Regions from separate parts of the Mus musculus genome. Here region 2 is linked to region 1. Evidence: chromatin loops called from intact Hi-C (ENCODE). Cell type or tissue: left cerebral cortex. All regions are shown on one strand.

Region 1 (8,000 bases):
TTCTAAACATCTCTCAGTTAATAAGAATGAGATCATTTGTTTTCTTTTCAAATTGATCCCCTTGGATTGCCAAAACAGTGTCTTCTTTAGATGAAATTGCTACAGTAATGTGTATATTGTCTTTAACTTTCATTATGTAATCTCATAAACATACCAAACAACGTCTTTGTTCCCCCAAATCTTCTATAACTCTTTCGGGGAAACTGATAAGACCTAAATAATCAGTCTGATTCATCAGGGTAAAATAACACCTTCACCAGAAGCAGTATTTCTTCAGGGGGTGATTTGGATCCCCAGGGGAACTTTAGCAATGCCTGAAGACTTGGTTTGGTTATCAGAAACCGGAGCAGAGGGTGGGCTGATGTTACTGGCAACTTAGTGGGCAGAGGCCTGAGATGCCACTGAACATTATACATTAAAATGCACAGGTCTTTCTCCAGCAAAGAATATTTAACTCAAAATGGAAAACTAAGCTGGAGATGCCTTGCCTTGGTAGCAAACTGAGATCAAGAAGGTTGGTACAATTGTGAGTGATGAATGAATGAAACCTGCAAAGTTTCAGGTTTTCTGCTGCTCTCTAATTCTTCTTATGTTCTAATTATGTGAGTTATATTTTTGTTCTGGGTCAGGCCTTTTTTTCCCTGATTGTAAATGGCAAGGTTTCTGCAACCCTCCTGGAAATTGATTTAAATGTACCAACAGCAACATTAGACACAATCGTTTATATGACTATTAAAAGTGCCTTTGGCCAGCTGTAACCGTTTTATTCTCTATTTAATTTTTGACTGCATATTCTTGGTCCTAGGAGCTAAAGCACACCCCTTCCCCCTGATGATAAACACACCCTCCATTTTGAGTCATCTTGAAAGATAAAGGCCCTTGAATGAGTCTGATTAAGTCAGAATTCTGAGATGTATACTTGAGCATGGTTAGCTTTGCATCTTGAACATTAAACCTTGTTATAATGGAATCATACAGGCATTCCTCCTCTTCCTGTCACAGTTCACAAAATGCAAATGCTGATCTACTTTGTATAACATCATTATCCATGGAAAAACACCCCTGTAAGGCATAGGATATAATGCATCTAGCTTCACTTATTTGTATTTTGTCTAGCATTTTAGAAACAAAACTGGGGAACAAAAGCCTACAAAATTCTTTTATAACAAAAGACATTGTCTAGGAAGAAGTCAGGTAAATTGAAGTTGAGGAAAGTTTAAGAAACAGGTGATCCAAAATGGATGGGGCAGAGAGAAAAAAAATAGTTTGGAGATAAAATAGAACTTTACAGAGAAATTATTACTGCAGGTAGATCAGAGTTATTTGAGAAATAACTCCAGAATATGCAGATATTTTTGCTTCTTACTCCTCAACTTAGCAAATAAGCCTTGGCTAATCTGTGCAACTGCAAAGCAGACAACTTGAATCAATCACCTCCATGAAAGTTTGTCAAAGTAATAACTGGAAGATACACTTATAAAAGCATTGCCTGAGTAGATAAGCTTTTACAATTATATCTAGGGGAGGATTTTTTAAGGGTGATTGACTGGTATTACACCTCTTCCTCTGGAAACACCTGAGTGGTGAAAGAGAAAGGAAGATGGGTAGAGTTGCTCAGTGTAGCCACGATTTTCTAGTAACACAGAGAGGGAAAACATTTCCCAGGTCATTTCTCCTTTTCAAGGTGAAATGGAAGCACTGCAGGGAGGCAGGTTGGCCTACTTTCCATTCCTCAGACATGAAATGCTTGTGCAGTCTTGAAGCAATTTTGTAAAACTTTGCTTTTGACTATCTGCAATACTTGAAGGGCTGTTTTCTGTCATTCAGATTTTTTTCTCCAATTCCACCCCTTCAGAGAGGCATTGCCTGCCCAGTCAATCTAAAGCAACTGTCAATCTAAAGTAACTAGCTTGAACATTTCAGATCCTCTTTATCTTTTCAGATTGTTTTTTGTCATGGCATACCTTCTTGGTGTGTGTCTGTGTGAGTGTGTGTGTGTGTGTGTGTGTGTGTGTGTGTGTGTGTAATGTTTATCCCCAATGGAGCTGCTAACCCCTTCAGCTCTTTCGGTCCTTTCTCTAGCTCCTTCATTGAGCACCCTGTGCTCAGTCCAATGGTTGGCTGTAAGCATCCACCTCAGTATTTTTCAGGCACTGACAGAGCCTCTCAGGAGACAGCTATATCAGGCTTCTGTCAGCAAGCATTTGTTGGCATCCACAATAGTGTCTGAGTTTGGTAACTGAATATGGGATGGATCCCCAGGTAGGGGAGTCTCTGGATGGCCTTTTCTTCAGTCTGCTCCATGCTTTGTCTTTGTATCTCCTCCCATGGGTATTTTGTTCCCTCTTCTAAGAAGGACAAAAGGGAAGTGTGAGTGAGTAGGTTGGTGAGCAGGGGGATGGGGGATGGACAGGGGGTATTCAGAGGAGAAATCAGGAAAGGGAATAACATTTGAAATGTAAATAAAGAAAATATTTTATATAAAAAAAGAAAGCAAATTCCATAAGAGTGGAAGCCCAAGTATTTAGCACCTATTAAATTCAATAAACATTTGTTAAAAGAAAAAGTGAGTACATAAAAAAGACTAGAAATGCAATGAGCAAGAAGAGATATATGGAGGACAGAGATTGGCAAAAGAAAATGTTAAGGAGAGATACAGTCCTCAAGGAGCCTACAGTTCCAGATCTTAGAAAAACAGAAATCATTCATCAGACAGAAAGTACAAACTGAGCAGAGACTACCAAGATATTTCCATATATTTACAACCTTCATCAATATGCATAAACTTCGCATATGGTGGATGCTTGCTGCTGTGGCTGTAATTACCCAATCACAAAGCTAATCAACCCTGAAATGCCACACAAGCTTTTGACTTCCCTAACTAGAATTCTATAACTAGAATAAATAACTACATGAGAATTTCAAAAATTATATCAACATCAGATAGTTTCACCTATGTATACCCCTTTGTTTCTTTTCCACTGCAGGGAAACTGCAGCCTTTGCAATTCATAAGCACAGACTTCACAAGAACTAAAGAAAATTGTTACTCATTTCAGCAAATCTCTGGACAGTTAAATTTGCAGGGCCCTCTGCTGCCTGCTTTTGGCATTGAAACTAGCAAGCTTTTCTAAGGCATAAGAAATCCTGGAGATGCTCCATCCTTTCGTCTTAGCTCCAAACTTTGTCTCTGCAACTCCTTCCATGGATATTTTATTCCCTATTCTAAGGAGGAATGAAATATCCATGCGTTGGTCTTCCTTCTTGATTTTCTTGTGTTCTGGAAGTTGCATCTTGGGTATTCTAGGTTTCTGGGCTAATATCCACTTATCAGTGAGTGCATATCAAGTGACTTCTTTTGTGATTGGATTGCCTCACTCAGGATGATATCCTCCAGATACATTCATTTGCCCAAGAATTTCATAAATTTGTTGTTTTTAATAGCTGGGGTCCATCCCATAATCAGCCACCAAACACAGACACTATTGCGTAAACCAACAAGATTTTGCTGAAAGGACCCTGATATAGCTGTCTTCTGTGAGGTTTTGCCAGTGCCTGGCAAATACAGAAGTGGATGCTCACAGTAATCTATAGGATGGAACACAGAGCCCCCAATATAGGAGCTAGAGAAAGTACCCAAGAGCTGAAGGGGTCTGCAACCCTATAGGTGGAACAACAATATGAACTAATCAGTACCCCCAGAGCTCGTGTAGCAGAAGATGGCCTAGTTGGCCATCATTGGGAAGAGAGGCCCCTTGGTCTTGCAAACTTTATATGCCCCAGTACAGGGGAACGTCAGGGCCAAGAAGTGGGAGTGAGTGGGTAGGGGAGCAGGGCGGGGGGAGGGTATAGGGGACTTTTGGGATAGCATTTGAAATGTAAATGAAGAAAATATCTAATAAAAAATGTGGGCAAAAAAAGAAGGGCCAATGTGATTAAGAATAAAGGGATTTTTAAATATGAAAAAAATAAAACAAAACAAAACAAAAAAAAGAAATCCTGGAGAAACCATTTCTAGTTAAGGCCAAATGCTTTAGAAATGCCAATAGAAATTCTTAGATAACAGAAAAGTGCTTCTATGATCTAATAAATGAAAATATTCTCCAATATTTTTAATAAATCCAGGGCAAAAATCCTAACTCTATTCTAGTAATCTATTCTTCTCTCAAACCTGTGATGAATGTTTTTTAAAACAATGGTTCTACAGAAATATTGGTGGATTAATATTTGAAATAAAAAATCTTACCTATTATATCATGCTATTGTATTCATTAATTTTACATGAAATCACTAAAACTTTATATAAAAGTATGCTTTTAATATTTAAACCCCTTTTATTTTATAATAGGAACTGTTACTGTATTATATTGGAGTTTCTAGAGTTACATAGGTTATTCATAAATAACAAATTGATTCATAGCTAATAATAAATGAGCATTTCTTTAATTCATAGCAGTGTCCATCCAGATGACATGTTTTAAAACTCCTTGAAAATGCTTCCAGGTTAATGTTTGTGCTACCCAGAGCAATGAGAGGAAAATGGTGCAATTATCTGATTGGACAGTAGTGGCCACTGTTACTCTAGTTATTATGATAGAAAAGAATAGAAAGCTTGCTTCATGTCTCAAGAAATGCCTGCTCTTTATTACCTTAACGAGAGCAGACATCAGTAATATAGATGACTGTACTGGAGAATCAAACTTTAAAAAAATGTCAATATGACTGTTGGAAGACAAAGGATTGTTAACAGATTATATTTATATCTTGAGATATATTGCTCTTTGAATTTTTCTAGTATATAGGAAATAGCAGATGAACTGTCAAATATCCTGTCACCCACATACTCACATGTATCTGATGCATCTACAAAATTGTCTCCCCAGTAAAAGGAAGATATTCAGTTTCAGAAACACTCTAATCTGGGGGAAAATGACTGAAGTCTTTAGCCCTGGCTTCCTTGGATGTGGCTTTGCACAGACAATCCTCATCCCTGATCTAAGTCTTTATACTCAGGTTTATACAACAATTTTCCATGTGGAAATTGAGTTAAAATTCCAATGGATATTTAAAAGTCTAAGTCATGCCTTAGAAAATTATGATTCTTAGTCTAAGTCTACCCCATTGTTCAGTTTAATGAAGTTTAATCAGAATATAGTCTTGACCATTTCTTTACTTGTTGTAAAGCTTTATATATATATATCATAGCATGAATTGTGCAGCTATTACCCAGACCTTGTGGACTACAGAGCTTGGAGTATAGATTCTCCGGTTTTAAGACAAAAACCTATGTGAAATTTCAGTCTGTGATATTTGAAGGGCAAAAATTTTAATTGGCCTCCTGTGGCACTTACTGTTCACATTCTCTTCCTACTTTTAATTATCCAGCTACAGAGAGTAAATTCTTTAAATTGTAGTGCAGCATTCTACCCTACTGTCCAAATGCTATCTAAAGATTGATTTCAAGTAACCATTCTGAATATGAGGGATTCTAAAAATGGCAAACTCCATCTTTAGCTGTCAATCATTTCATGCAGCTTCTGTTTGCCAGCTACAGCAAGCTGCTGCACTGTTAGAGAATGGAAATCACTGCAGGTTGGACGAATACTGCAGCACTGTTGTGAAGTGCTCTGTAGTAGAGTTCCCTGGACAAGCAACATACAGTCGCCAGAAGATGCCATCATTTGTGGTTGTTCAGATATTGTTAAATTGTCTGAAGGTCATTTTTATAAATATTTTCTTTATTACAGCTACTGAAATATTATATATTATGTATTACATCTGGAAAGATTCCCTAGTGACAGAGTTTTGAACCACTAGATATCAAATTCTGACATAAAACACTCTTAGAAATTATTCTCCCTTTAAAACGAATTGCCTTTAAAAATTAAAGTAAAAGAAGAAGACAGTAAAAATAATAGTATATAAGAGGTGAATTAATGATATAAAATTTTAAATAGAATCTTTTCAGGACAATTAAAGAAAATTAGTCCAAATGCAATACTGAACTCAATTTAAAAGGAAAAAGGAAATGTTTGATAAAACAAATGATGTCCAAGCACAGTGACTATTCATTTTGTCACACTTTATAGTTGTGTCCAAGAGATTTCTCACATGTGCAAAATATTTATCAAGGATACCCAATAAAAGAGAAGATAGCGCAAAGGCATGTGGCCATGTCTTTGGAAAATACACTATATATTATCACTGTTTTTATCCTTTATTATTTGTAAAATCAGCAATGCAAGTGTATTGAAAGTATCTCTGTTCTCATTGCTTAGCAAATACAATGCCAACTGTTTAACAGTTCCACAAGAACTAAAAAGGAGGGAAAAGAAGGATAGAAACAGAAGACACACAAGATAGAGATAAGAGGAAAGATCTGGGGAGAGACCTGTCATATTTGAAACAGTTGCATAACACTTTTACTATAACAAGTAGGCTTAGAGGTCTATCTAATGAAGCTGGCTTGATCACAAATGAAGATATTAAAATGAGCTCATTAACAAGGATATTAAATAGGTTCCCAATGCACAAGCCTCATTAATGACAAAGAAGAAAAGTGAGAGCTGTTTTCCATTTTAAGGTACAAACAAAAGAGGAGTTTGACTCACTGTGCTTTCATCAAAGAAGGTATTAAAACTCATACAATAATCAAACATTCCTGGGTTAGAGCATCTGCCAGCTCTAATTCTCTTCTGAAGTTCTGAAATATGACGTCTCAGAAATTCTGCATTTGCTTTACTTTGTAATCCAAGTGTTTTTGCTGTTGTTGTTTTGATTTGTTTTATTTATCCTTATTTTTTTTCAGTAAATTCAGCCTAAGTATCTGTGATGGCTTAGCAGGCACTTTAAGGGAGACCATTACTGGATCTGTCTCATGGCCCATAAGGCTATAGCATTACCTCTCCTTCTTTTTTCCCTTGGTTCTTTATTTTTACATTGAGACAAATAGGTCTGTGAAATGGCTGATGGACTCTGTGTTGAGGTGATTAAATTCTGGTCATGTTAAGAGTTAAGAAGGCAAATCAACATTTTATTTTCTCTCAGGAAACTTTCATGGCAACACCCCAACATTTATCCTATTCTCTAATGAAACCCCTGCTCAATGGCTCAATGTGGGCTTCAAGGATGAGCATGTTCTGGTGAGGGCTGTTGAACAACATGGCCTAGTTGCAAAATTTAATATTCCCTTGGGGGTAGTGTGCAGGGACACCTGCTTCTATGTGCTTGCTCTTCTGAGGAATTAAGCAAATAATTCTTTAGGGTGACTAGAGTATTATTTAGTAAATGGATGCTGTTTAAAATACTATTAATTTGGTACTCAACTAATAACTCAAAAGAAGCAGAAAATTGAGTCAAGGCACATTTGTACTTAGAAATGCAAGGCATTTGTGGCTGTGTCCTAAGAATTTAAAGAGTGCATGCATTCTCTCAAACATTAACATTTGCATAAAAACATGTTAATTTACTGAAAAGGACCTGAAGAAGAATTGCAAAGTGATTTTTAAGGTTTTTGGAGTCATCAACAACAAACATTTAGTGAAGAGAACTCCATCCATATTTGTCAAGAGAACCCCATTTTTATTCACTGTTGCAATATGCTCAAATCAGACAAATGAATCCCAGATACTCTCTGCCACCTGATGTCCCACTCACTTTTTTTGCTCTAGAAACTCACATCTCTTGCTTTCAATGTAGATACATGATGCTGTAGGGAACAGTTCCTGCCACATCGTGTATAACGGGAAAAAGATAAACAGGAGAGATACTAAAGAAGATTTTTATGTTCCTCCTTATGAAGTGGAAATCCATTTCTACCCAACCTCTTTCTTTTTCTTTAGAACCTTTCTACAAGGAAGTGATGTTCCCAGCTAGGGAAGCTTATCTTGCATCTATCTCAAATTAAAGGTCAGACAAACCCAGCCTCAGTTGCAATTGATGGCCCAGGACTGAAGGGGTCATGCAGTGTTTTGGAGATGCCAGTACCATGAGATGACCACC
Region 2 (8,000 bases), 450 kb after region 1:
GTTATTCCATATAGTAGTGAAGAGGAGTCTTTCCCAGCCATGAAGTCCTCAGAACACATCCTACTACTTTATTATAATTTTTTATTATTGTTCCTTCTGATTTGTGTTTTGTTCCCTTTTGCTGACACACACATAATTTTATTGTATTTTATTTTTAAAGCATTATCATTATGAGCCTTTCCTGCTTTTAGGATAGTAGTACAGTTAACTTTTCATAAGAGATATTATTATGAAGGAATATGCCACCCTGCTGAATCCATTAGTACATGGTGGATCTGTGTACAGGTGTCTTCTAAGCCACTGAACATTACTTCTACAGAACCAAAGATCATGTAGAACACCATGAGATGATAAGGACATGTATCCCAGCCTGCCTGTTTTTCCTGAGTAATAAAGTCCTTTTTATATGTTCCGGGAGTCTCCTTGTCTTGCACTAACAGCTCTGCATCCTATGATAAGATTAAAAGTTCCATACTCTTTGACATTTTGTTGTTCCTGACAACTTATGGATGTTAACATCATTCTGTTCAATTAGAAAATTCCAGCTTACAAAGTAAAAGCCAAAGCTCCCCCCGCCCCGCCCGACCCCTTTAAAACCTACCAGTATAACAGCAAGGACACAGGTGAATCTCAAAAGCATATACTGATATTCTCTGAAGAAGCCACTCTTAGCTGGAGATCCTACAGAGTAATTAACTCCTAGAACTTTTATCATTGGTTACTGTGACAACTGAGATGGTTACAGATGGAGCCAAAGTTGTCTTTGGCTACTTTTAAGCCCATCTATTAGCCATTCACTTTCAACCTTTGTATCTGACCTAACACCCTTGTTACTTTTAAAACTTTTGAAATTTTTCGGTCTACTGGCTCCCACCAGCCCTAAAGCTAAAAATGTTATAACATCCAAAACATGATAACTCCACTGCCCCAGTATTTTCTAAATGTGCTAACATGATTTTCTCCTTTACTGTAATTATAAAAGTTAATATAATCTTTTCCACAGATGAGCAAGTTACTTGGGGTCACCAGAATCCCTGTTCTCTGACCTTGATTACTTGTTTTTTGGCCAAGAAAAGATCCCTCAACTAGTTTGGATCACAGACTATGTTTTGCTTCAGAAGACGCATTATGCCTTCTGAAAGAAACACACTATGATTTAGTGATGGGTTATTTGACTATAACAAGTTAAAGTCAGAACACTTCTGAAAGAGAGAGGAAATTTTTTTCTGGAGTGATCAGTGATGATCTAAATCCTGATTAGATTTTTGTTATAATTATAACCCACAACTGTAAAAATGCATCAAGTATAAATAATTTTCATTTTAATAAATTTAAAATAACTATCAAAAATGACATTAAACTCCAGGTTTCTAAAGGTCAAATTTGTAGTGGTTCATTTTAGTTTTATGTCAAGATGATTCACAAAAACAAATATGTATTTGTGTATATATATAATGTGTGTGTGTGTGTGTGTGTGTGTGTGTGTGTGTGTGTGTGTGTGTATGTATATGCCTACCATGCTCTGTAAAGAGACAGCTACAGTGTAGATACTTAAGGGTATTTGCCTTAGCATCAAATCACTTTGGTTTATACTCAGATTTTTTTTATTTACCAGTCTGAAGACTTGTAAACTGTTTATTCTGGAGCTTCATAGTTTTTATTGTGTTTTTTCATTCTTTGGTAACTTCATATGTCTGTACAACAAAATATGATATTACTTCCCTATCTCCTGCCCCTAAATCCTATATTTCTTTCATCATGTTCCCCCAACTTCATTTCTTTTTTTTTTTTCTCTCTTTCTGATAGCCTACTAAGGCTACTAAGTAAATGGGTGGAGGCACATTTACTAGAGCATGGAAAGCCTACCAGTGGCCATATCTTACTTCTTTTTTTTTTTTTTTTTTTTATATGTAAGTACACTGTAGCTGTCTTCCGACACTCCAGAAGAGAGAGTCAGATCTCATTACAGGTGGTTGTGAGCCACCATGTGGTTGCTGGGATTTGAACTCCAGACCTTCGGAAGAGCAGTCGGGTGCTCTTACCCACTGAGCCATCTCACCAGCCCAGTGGCCATATCTTAAAGAGTGAATGATATTCCGTCCCCAAACAGCCACCAACTGCCAACTTCTCTTCATTAAATTACTTGGTCTCGTACAGTTATAGAAATAGAAGATAAGCTAGAATATCCCACATTAGATTGGTTCCTGTACCCTTAAATATTTCTAGCATTCATCATCCATTTACTCAAAGTATCTCCTATATTATCACATATATTTGTCAAAACATCCTATAGTACCCCCTAAAATGTATACTTCCGTATTTTTATTTAATTAACTTTTAAAACGTCTTTCTCCTATTTAGTATCTATTATTATATATATGATATACAAAGATTTTTACTTCATTCAGTTACCATTGTAAATGGAAGAATATTTTTTAGCTAATAAAAAAAATCTAAAAAATCTAAATCTTATGAGCCATGTTAATCATAAAAGGGGACACTTTTAATATATTGGCTTACTTTTTAAATTCACCTAAGAGTAAAACTGTAATACAGAATGACGAATGTTAAGTGTTTAATTGGCAAACTAAGTAAGGTCTCTTAGCAAACAAAGTCTTTCTTTGCTTAATGCTTATAACACCTGATGTTCAACAGGAATACAGTGAAGGAATACAAGGTTCAGACTGTTTTCATTTTAATCCCACTTAAAGAATATTGGGTTTTTTTTTTTTTTTTTGGTCTTTAGACCCTTTTATTTTTGCTTTTCAGGTACAGTTCGGTACTATATTTCATATAGAAAATGTGAAGAAGAGAGATGGTGAATCCTCCTAAGCTACACTCTATTTAAGAGACAGCTTTGTAGAAAAGGTTATGGCTCACTTCAGTGATCCACTGTAATTGCTCAGACAACAAAATGTTACAGAGGGGGAAGACGTTTTAATTACAAGCACTTTCATTTGCATCTGGGAAGCAAAAGTACACTACATATATAAACCCAACAAGGTTTTTCACTTCCTTTTCCTTTCCTGCCAATTTGGAACAATCCATCTGAAAACCTGGCTTTTAATTGTACTACTTGGCTTCTCATACCAGCCAAAATATGTGCAAAAATGCCTACTATTAACAAAACTTTATATATAATCATAAAAAACACTTGACTACATTATAAATCATTTTTCCATCCCTAAGATTTTCAAAAAAAAAAGTCAAGAAAAATGAACTCATTATCCTATATAATTATTTCCAGAAGTGTTTTGATTTTTACTTACAAATCTGTCAAAGTTTTTGACTTGTTACTTATTTCCTTGGATCTTCGATAGGGCAGTCTGGGCTCCACATAACAACCATGCTCCCATCCTAGAAAGAAGAGGGCAGAGTAGCTGTTCCCTAGCCCTTGCTCCCAAGTTGCTCCAGCGCCAAGATCCTGGATACTGCAGTTGCCATAGCAACCAAGGCAACCCGCAAAGGGGCCACTCATGCTTTCGGGGTCAGAGGTCATCTCCGTGGCAACAGAAACCTCCTGCGATGGCAGCTCCACTACATTGCTCAGCCTAGCAGAGCCCACTAGGATGAATATTGAAAGTAACTGCCCTACCCCCTACCCACACACACACACACACACACCCCACACCCCACACCCCACACCCCTACACACAAACCCCTTCGCAAGTCTAGGAAATATAAGACTGCTGGGCAGAAAGGAAAACCTGCCTTTGGCAGCCTGTTGTTGTCACCAACTTCAGCTAAATCTCCAAAGGATTTCCGTGCTGTGAACAGATCAGAACTACAGAGTTTTAAGACTAGGTTATGCACGGAATGTTAACAGTTTTCTAGAGGCCAAGGGCCTCTACCCAAAGCTATAGATTCTGCCAAACTTTGTTGTTCCTGATACAAACTCCAAGCTTCTCATTCCAAAGGCACAGTGGCCCAGCATCCTCCACCCTACCAAAGTGGTTCCCAACTAAAGGAAGCAAAATAATTTGGTGGTTGGAAGTATATTGAGCCAAAAGGTTAGAAAATTACTGCCTTTTAAACTGCAAAAGAACGGAATGCGAGAAGTGAGAAGGCATCATTAGAAACAGCTGCCAACTCAATGACAAGAAAGAAAGAAAGAAAGAAAGAAAGAAAGAAAGAAAGAAAGAAAGAAAGAAAGAAAGAAAGAAAGGAAGGAAGGAAGGAAGGAAGGAAGGAAGGAAGGAAGGAAGGAAGAAAGAGAAAGACCATAAAAGAGGGTCCCAGATACTGCCTTAGAGAAAGAAATAAATCACTTGACTTCCACAAAAGAGGAACAAGAAAGAACCAGATAATAAAATTAAGCCAGTCCTGCCTCCTAGGGAACCAGGTGGGGTCTTCAGTCTTCATTTTTTATTTTAAGGGCAAGAAAGAATGAAATTAACCCTTGGCTTAATTTTCTTAGAGAATGCTCTGGTGTGAGGAATATACCACAGGTTTCAGAATTTTCAGACTCAGGACTCTTTTGTAAAGTCACCCAACTGTACAGAGAGCTGAACATTGACACTGTCACCACCATTTGTGCTTCCCTACTTACATTTGTGTGTTAGTTTTGTTTTCATCATTCAGGAAGGAAGTGAACACTGAATGAACTTAACCAACAATCATACTAAGAGGGGCACAATGCTGTGAATCAGCTTTTTAGAGCCATCAACTTTTCACTGCAACATTTTTTCTGCCATCTCTAGCAGAAGCTTTGTCAGGAAACAGGAAATGTAGTAGTGTCTAACACCACTGTCAGTGATCTCTATAAAACAGACTCTCTACCTTTTGACTTCCATGATTGAAAAAAAATTCTAGTAGTTCTTCCTTTTGACTTCCCAATCATCCCACATTTTTTACTAAAGTAGAAGCATGATTGTGTAGCAACTGGAGAAATACACAAGAAAACATCTAGATGCAGTGGCCATTCCAAAACAGAATAACAAAATACTGGAATTGCATATAAGGAAATAAATTGAGAAATTGAACAGTCTCCCTCAGAAAATCCCCTACTCTCCAATGTCCAGGTTTAACTCACACCTGGATCTGATGCATGGTGCATTAACTAAAGATCTAAGGAAACACGTATAGACTAAACACTAGCAGGTAGATGAATAAGTAGATCTATCTCTGACCCACATTGACCCGAGGGTGTGGCTAAGTTGGGCTCAGTGGTGTATGTTTGTTTTTCAATCCTATGTATAATGCAATGACTGGTTTAAACTTCACAGAGGCAAAATTTGTGCCACACTGTCCAAGTGTCTCAACTGTTTCCCTCTAAGCCATGAGAAACTATTTGGAATAAATGCTTCCACTTTGATACATACACATGGTATTTATATAAAACGTATGAGTCAGTATGAATGAAGTATGACTCCAAACTGTATAAAAGAGTAAAAACATTGGTTGTTGTCCTTGTTACCATTTGTATGAAAACACAAAAGTTTCCAGTGTATGCCTTGCTAAAACGTGGAAAGCTAGATTCAAACATATAAAGTAATAGTCGACTGTGGGAAATGTGAAGCACAGTATAAAGTTAGCTTTATCATATTCAAATAGCAATGCATCATTTGAACATCATCTACATTGTTAAAGGTGACTTTATACTTGTTAACTTGGATGTCAACCTAAAGAAAAGAAAAAAATCCATTCTCCTAGAAATTCAGAACTTAGCCTAGCTAAAAATGCTACCTTTGATTCATAAAGTGGCACTACTCTGTATAACTCACCTTACCTCAATAACTAAAACTTTCTAGATGGAGTCCAGACACACCTCGGTTTAAAAATGTTACAAGAAGAACCTTCCACCTGTTTCCTGTTCTAGTCATGCTATCTGAATTTGATGTTTTCATTTTCTGCCCACTTGGTGTTTAGAGTTGCCAATTTCTGGCTGACCCAGCTCTGCAAAACCCCAGTGTAAGACTGCAGGTTGAGAAGGGGAAAAGGGAGAGCTTACTGGTATTTTCTTTCCAGTCTCCCTATTTTCTCACTTCAAAAGGATGTGGCACACCTATATGCAAGTAACTTTTTAAAATCTATGTGTAAATGAATTGCCCTAACATACTAGGTGTTTGGTATACAGAAAATAATTAGTTTTTAAAAAATGGGTCTTAAAGATACCAATGCCAGTAAGAAACAGAAGGTGCTATGGCTGCTATCAGCCTCTCCTGGTTCTGTGGTTGAGTTAGTTACTTAGCAGATGAGGCTGAGTTCAGAAAAGGGAACACCAGAGGCAATGGGTCTATGGAATGTTCCCAGTGCACTCTGTGAAGCTATGTCTAGGTAATATGCTTCCTACACATCCTCCCACCACAGATACCTGTACTTAAGAAAATTTTCACACATTATAAAGTATCTTAAAATCTGAGTTTTCCACAATTTCCAGAATTGATAAGGAGGCTTGGGGATCTAGCAAGTGGTATATTGGATACAGCATGTGAAAGAGTCCCTGACTCCTTTACTGGTTTTAGGAATCTGGACAGACAAGTGACACAACCTTAGTACTTATCAACCTTATTTATTACCTTATCACTCTGTGCTTCAAAAGCAGTGACCTAGTTTATTTCCTAAACAAGTCTGATATACACATTGGTCATTCTAAACTATTAAACTGGTTCAAGGAAACATTACAAGCCTCCTCCAGGCCCAAAAAAAAAAAAAAAAAATCTTGTACTTATTATTCCTACTTAATGATTTGCCTAAAATACAGTCACCTTGCATGACTCATACTGACAGCAAAAGCTACAGCAGGTAATATTCCTTAATTTCCTAGCTATTGCTGTGCTAGGAAAATAACAGAAAGTGGGACATTTGAGCACATGTATACATCAAAATGTGTTCTCTGATAATCACTGTGCTGTAAAATACTAGGTATTTTCATGAAATTCATAGATTTACTTTACATCCAAAAAAGTTTAAGCTATTTTGTTTTTTTTTAATGTAGCCCAAAAGCATGCTACATGTTCTTTTCTCATTAGATTATCACATAACACAACTACAGAACAATGCAATACTATGGAGTTGATTAGTAAGTTCTGAGTTGATGAATAAATTTCACCATTAAATCCATGCCTCTAAAATTCTCAGGAACCTTTATCTTAATTCTCCACAATTGTTGAGGATTTCAAAGCTGAAAATAATCAGTAAATTATTTCAAAACTTGCAAATATTGGGAAGAAAAACCAACCTAAAATCTGCCTCTGAAATATTAAGGAGGCAATGCTTTGCAACAAATTCCCTAGTGCTTGGCAGCATTCTGTCAAGCTTTTTAGTTTGAAACAAGTTAATTGTCTTCCTTGTAGATTTAAGATAACATAATAGGTGGTAGCCAATCTGTTCTTTTTGTTTTTAACAGTTAAGAGGATTTTGGTCCCTGTTTTATTTTAATTACCCAATTAAATTCTTAGCTGTACTGCTATCTTGGGATCAAAAAGTTGCAAATGATTATAGGCTTCATGTTAATAGCAGGAGAATAGACCTCACCAAGTACAATATTCAAAGGAAATGGCAGACATGGGTTTGAGTCCAGCCTTTTGAAGGTGAGCTCCACAGTTTAACACATTTTTTTTTTATTTTGGTGGGGGGTTGGGGAATCTACTAAGTGCTCTGACTTCCAGTTTAGACTCAAATCCCTGGCAATCTGAGCCTTAACTATCCTATTAGAATAGTCATCTATATTATCAGACACATCGTAGGTTAACCCCTCCACTTCACCATTCAAGTACATTAGCTGCAAAATAAATTTCTCCCTAAAATAAATAATCATTAGTTTAACAACTTCCAAAGTACTTTGGAAAGAGGAAGTTATTCTAGAGAGATGAAAGTGGATGGGAAGGGGCAAGTCTTATAATAAAAAGATATTCAATTGAGCAGGGGTGGTCAGCATTTTCAGTAAAATTATTTACAATAAAAACATAAAAGTCTTGAAAACAAGCTTACTGTTTCTCCACCTCTGAGTTATTTCTCATTCCCCTGTATTATGGAAGGGCTGAGTTTGAGGTCCCTAG

What was found. Hi-C counts contacts between places; a loop is a spot of excess contacts. Peaks named below come from ENCODE experiments on the same cell type or tissue, not always from the same donor. Only the 100,000 strongest peaks of a DNase experiment are listed, where the experiment ranks them.
Region 2: a loop joins it to region 1, with 2.8 times the contacts of the local background. A loop is called at or near these places in 2 of 42 quality-filtered maps.

The regions. Positions count from the first base shown.
Region 1 is chr14:124,218,087-124,226,086 of GRCm38, forward strand. All of the region lies in intron 1 of Fgf14 (fibroblast growth factor 14), which reads right to left. Among named protein-coding and RNA genes, the nearest start is that of 1700024B18Rik, 230 kb to the left of the region's middle. In left cerebral cortex, CTCF peaks have their summits at 3,081 (motif pointing left) and 4,556; DNase peaks (open chromatin) are centred at 3,090, 4,563 and 5,490.
Region 2 is chr14:124,666,464-124,674,463 of GRCm38, forward strand. All of the region lies in intron 1 of Fgf14 (fibroblast growth factor 14), which reads right to left. Among named protein-coding and RNA genes, the nearest start is that of Fgf14, 6.7 kb to the right of the region's middle. In left cerebral cortex, no CTCF peak of the experiment used is centred here; a DNase peak (open chromatin) is centred at 3,484; H3K4me3 peaks cover 752 bases.